Regions from separate parts of the Homo sapiens genome. Here region 2 is linked to region 1. A link is a loop called in an ENCODE intact Hi-C map of the cell type or tissue named here. Cell type or tissue: Caco-2. All regions are shown on one strand.

Region 1 (2,500 bases):
CTCCTGTCACCTTAGAGGGAGGCCATTCTAATTCCTCGTTGCTCTGAGGAGCAGCGTGAGAAACCTCCCCAGGTTGCCTGGTCCACTCACTTATGACCCTTCCCCAAGGAAAAGGCGGGATGCCTACCCTGGAAACCAGCACGGGAGGATACCCACAGGGAAATGAAGTGTTTGGAGAAGGGTCATCTCCCCCACTAAAACATGGGGATTCCTGAAGTCCTGTATGCACGGCCTGGCTCTGCCAGTAGACTTTGCTCCACCTGCTCATTGCAGGGCCCCCACAAGTCATCCACCCACCTCAATTTCCCTACCTACAAAAAAATGACTCCAATACCTTCCAACTCAAGCAGTATTTGACTGTGATTCTAAATCTTAGGGCCTGGAAGTGTGGGCAAAGAAGAAGTAAAAGATCCAGGAAATCCACATCAGAGAAGAAGCACGCCCACACCATCCCCCCTCACTCCACCTTGGGGTCTTCATGTCTATTTCCAAAGGGCAGGAGTTGGGACTCATTGCTGTCATAAACGATTCTCCCCAATCTGCTGGCTCAAGGGGCTCCCCAGAGCTGACCGCTGGGGCTGGGGCAGGGGCACTTGAGCTGAGGCTCAGCTGCTTTGGGGGACCTAGCTGCAGGTGGGTGGAACTTATAGCTCATCTGTAGTTATAGAAAGAGGGAGACAAATGCGGGCCAGGATTAGAAAGTAGACCTGAGTCACCTGATCCAGAGACCAAAGAAGTTTGGCAAAGGGAGAAAACAAAACTGCCACCTCTCCCACAAACACAGAGGACCGTGGGAAGATGGGCAGTGGAATGGTCAAGACTCAAAGGATAGAGGCCGGGCTCAGTGGCTCATGCCTAATCCCAGCACTTTGGGAGGCTGACACAGAAGGATCACTTGAGGCCAGGAGTTCAAGACCAGCCTGGGCAACATAGTGAGACTCTGTCTCTACCAAAAAAATTGAAATTCAACCAGGCATGGTGGCACACACCTATAGTCCTAGCTACTCAGGTAACGGAGGCACCAGGATCACTTGAGCCCAGGAAGTTGAGGCTGCAGTGAACTATGATTATGCGACTGCACTCCAGCCTGTGTCACAGAGCAAGACCCCGACTCAAAAAAAGAAAAAAAAAGGCTCAAAGGATGAGTTCAGGGCTCTGCTTCTCAACCAAACCTTCCTTGCAACTTCCACCAGGTGGCCTAGTTTTTGTCTTGCCTGCATTCTTGAGGCTCCGCTCAGGGTATGGAGAGGAGCCTCTGACAGGGTTGAGGGCCTTCGCAGGCCAGTCAGGGAAAAGAGAACTCCATTCTTCTAAACGTCCATCTTTCTACTTTTACCTGCCAGAAGGGAGAGCTCAGCTCTCTCCTGAAAGAGCCCTGGTGCCCACCTCTCCTAAAAAAAAAAAAAAAAAAAAAAAAAAAAAAAAAAAAAAGAGTGGACTATAGACCCCCAAGAGATTAAAAAGAATAGAAGGGTTTTATGAACTTGCACACCTCAGACACATACCAGGAATCTGCTTGTTCCTTTCTGAACAACTCCAGAGACCCCTCCTGTAACCTACAGAGCTCCCTGCCAGCCTCAGATCCAGATAGACATGAGCTCCTGCTCAATGAAGCCCCCTCCCAAGACCTCCCTTACCTGGCCTCCCACGACTGTAGCCTTGTCCCCCATGGCAAGGGTCGCCTCCTGGTGGCTGCTGCTGGAGGAAACACGAGTCTGGCATGGATGGGGGGCTAGGATGGGTTATGCCTCCCCGCAGTCCCCTGGCCTATCCCACCCTAAGTGCTAAAGCCCTGGGGTCGCTGATGCCAGAAATACGGATGGGAGCTGTGGGTGGGGCCGCCACAGCTCACACCTACTCACCTGGGTTGCCCGGCTGGCTCTGGCTGTGGCTCTGCACTGCCCCACAGAACGGGTGCTGCGGCTGGGGAGGGGGATTATTCTCCACTCAAATTGTGCTTGTCTTTACTGGGGCCTCCCACCACCTGGCCCCCACTGCTAGAAAGCCTCTCCCACGCCACTGAGCATTCCCCCATTCTCCCTCCCTGCAGCCTTCTCAAATCCTTTCTCTCCCTTCCTGATGACCCTTCTCCAGCCAGGATCTCCCTGTTTACTCTCAGTCTTTGGCCCCCAGCTCTCTCTAGTTCCCCACCTCGGGTCTCTTCCACCCAGCCTAACTTTGGACTCTTTCCCCCGCGGTCATAGGCCTGCCTCTGTTGGCTTCGGGGTCCCTCCTCCCCTGACTGCTCCTCCTGGGTGTCCCTCTGCTCTCCCTCAAACCTCTCTTTCCTCCCTCTCTCCAACCTGCGCGGGCCCATTCCTCATTCCTTTAACGTTTCTCATTCCTCGAGCCCCCGACCTCCCTGAGTCCACAACCCTCTCACCGAGGCGCTGCACCCGCAGGGACTCGGCTGCCTGCTCACCCCAGGGCAGCCAGACACAAAGCAGCCAGCAGAGCGCAGACGCCAGGACTCCCATAGGGACACGAGGGGACCGGAGGA
Region 2 (2,500 bases), 160 kb after region 1:
TGAATCAGCTACATGCTGAGGAAACGGCCAAACAAGTGTTAAAGAGAGACGGTGCTTTTATTTTGCCCTTGGTCATGTTTCTTTGCCAGGTCTTTCTTTCCACACGGTGTCCCCTCCTAGCTGAGACCACGATTTTAGGGGCTGTGGCAATGCCTGTGACCTGGTCCCCTTGTCTCCATCTCACCCACTGTAGTCCATCTGCCACACAGCCTCCAGGGTGGTCTTAGAAGGGTGGGTCACCCCCCACCCTCATCATGAAATACCTTCGGTAGTTCCCCATCACCTCTGGGTCAAGGCTAGCTTCTTAGCAGCCATTTCAGGCTGTGACTGCCTCTCCGGCCTTATGGCCCACTGTTTTCTTGCCAGGAGTCTGCACTTGCCCACCCACTTCCCTAGGTACCTCGCTGTCCTATCCCTCCTGACACATAATGTTGAGCTTCCTACCTCCCAGACCTTGCTTATGTTACTCCCTTGGCCTGGACTGCCCAGGCCTCATCTCTGTCTGTTGAAATCCATAAAAATCCAGGCTGAGTGATGCCTCCTCGAAACCTTCCCTGATTTCTCTGGAAAAGGAAGGTCCCTTCCCTCTGCTGTGCTGTGGGCATTCTCCTTTTGCCTACGTTTAGGGGTCTGTCTCCCCATCCACAAGTCCATGGCTTCCTGAGGTCAGGGACTGTGACTCAGCACTGTGGCTGGCTTACATGGAGTAGGTGCTACATGAATGAACAAATGAATGAATGAATAACGGATGGATGGCGTACAGGACAAAAAGCCAGGGTTATTGCTACAGTGTGAGGCCTGCAGACAGGGCATCAGTGAGGGTCTGTCTCAGGCGGCTCCAGAGGCAGGGCCAAGGGGCCAGGAAGTTGCCGCTGCTGGTCTGAGCTCTAAGCTGCCCTCTCCCAGCACCCATGCAGTCCCCAGCGCTGATTCCCTTCCTTGCAGAGCTGACCCATTTCTGGTTTTGAGGGTGAAGGGGTGAAAGCTACTCAGAGTCAGCCCAGGATCCTAGGAGGCTGGCTCTTGCGACTCAGCTTGGCTGCCATTAAGGCCAAGGAGAAAGGCCAGACTCACTAAGGACCTGCTGGCAGTACCATCCTTGGAGCCCAAACCAGAGTAACCTTCCTCCACCCCTCAGGGACCTTAAGCTGCTGGTGAGTGTGAAGCCCACAGAACTGAGGGCTTAGCGCCACCTGCTGGCCACAGAGAAGACTTACTTCGGCAGAGAAAAATCAGGACCACTGGTCCTAGGTTTTCCACCAACTCTGAGGGAGACCCCCAGCCTTAAGGCATAACCCAGGGAGGGGCTGGAAAGCTCCAGGCATAGAGAGGCAGTTCGACCAAGCCTCCCTCCTCCGCGAAGGTGTTCTTGCCCACTGATGGTGCTACCTCCATCTGGGGGCACCCTTTCTCTATGGCACTGGCCTCAACTGGACAAAGAAGTTCACCTGAGCACTACTCAGCCCAGCAGGAACTTCTGTGATAATTTTGTTTGTGATATTCTGCCTCCAGGATTGCATCCCTTAGTCATCATGTGACAGCAGAGGAAGCAGTCTGGCCCATCCACACGCTATGTGCAGAGCTGTCTCAACTCCAGGGCCCCTGAAAAGGAGAAGGGAAGTACCATGTATCACTGTGGCCCAGCAGGACTATGAGAGAAGCACTGTTCTTCTTTGAGTTTGTAGATGAGGACACAGGGTCAGAAAGGGTGGTGTCTTAGACCATTCAGGCTTCTATAACAAAATACCATAGACTGGGTGGCTTATAAACAATAGACATTTATTACTCACAGTCTGGAGGCTAGGAAGTCCAAGATCAAGGTGCCAGTGGATTCAGTGTCTGCTGAAGGGCCTGTCTTTCCCCTGTAATCTTACATGGTGGAAGGTGTGAGGGAGCTCTCTGGGGCCTTGTTACATAAGGGTACTAATCCCATTCATGAGGATTCCACCCTCATCACCTCCCAAAGGCCCCGCTTCCAAATACCATCACCTTGGGCATCAGGATTTAACATGTGCATTTTAGGGGGACACAGACATTTAGCCTATAGCAGGAAGTAATTTGCTAAGATCTCACAGCTAGTAGGAGGCAGGTCCAAGATTTCAGCCAAAGTCTGTCTAATGCCACAGCCCTGCTCTTCCCTCCCCCTCTTTCCCCTAGCACACAGTCCCAGTGACCTAAGCTCCAGCTTTTAGTAGGGCTGCACCTTGTTCTAAGTGTCACATTCACCACAGGGAGAAAGTTGTCTCCAAACCAAGGGAAAGAGGGAAGGTGGAACTCAGCAAGCCCCTGGGCCTCCCTGAGATCCCAGATTGGAAACTGGCAGCAGGCTTGGCTGTTTTGTGACAGCCTAGATTATGTCCAGAACACCTATGGAGTCAGAACAACCTCACTGGCACTTTTTCTGGCCCACGTGCATGATGAGCCCTCCATCTTCTTCCTTCTTACAGGAAGACTGGGCTCTTTGCTTTACAGGCTCTTCTTCCAGCCAGTCAGGTGTCAA

The links. Peaks named below come from ENCODE experiments on the same cell type or tissue, not always from the same donor. Only the 100,000 strongest peaks of a DNase experiment are listed, where the experiment ranks them.
Region 2: it touches region 1 in a loop (9-fold over the local background); 2 of 110 quality-filtered maps call a loop at or near these places.

Annotation. Positions count from the first base shown.
Region 1 is chr11:17,547,350-17,549,849 of GRCh38, reverse strand. It overlaps OTOG (otogelin), which reads right to left. Exons shown (of 56, transcript NM_001292063.2): 1 at 2,384-2,500; 2 at 1,863-1,923; 3 at 1,638-1,698. The coding sequence starts at 2,477. Among named protein-coding and RNA genes, the nearest start is that of OTOG, 1.3 kb to the right of the region's middle. In Caco-2, a CTCF peak has its summit at 1,182; DNase peaks (open chromatin) are centred at 1,219 and 1,839.
Region 2 is chr11:17,382,791-17,385,290 of GRCh38, reverse strand. KCNJ11 (potassium inwardly rectifying channel subfamily J member 11) reads left to right here. Exons shown (of 1, transcript NM_000525.4): 1 at 1-43. Among named protein-coding and RNA genes, the nearest start is that of KCNJ11, 4.6 kb to the left of the region's middle. In Caco-2, a CTCF peak has its summit at 1,202 (motif pointing left); a DNase peak (open chromatin) is centred at 1,170; H3K27me3 peaks cover 121 bases.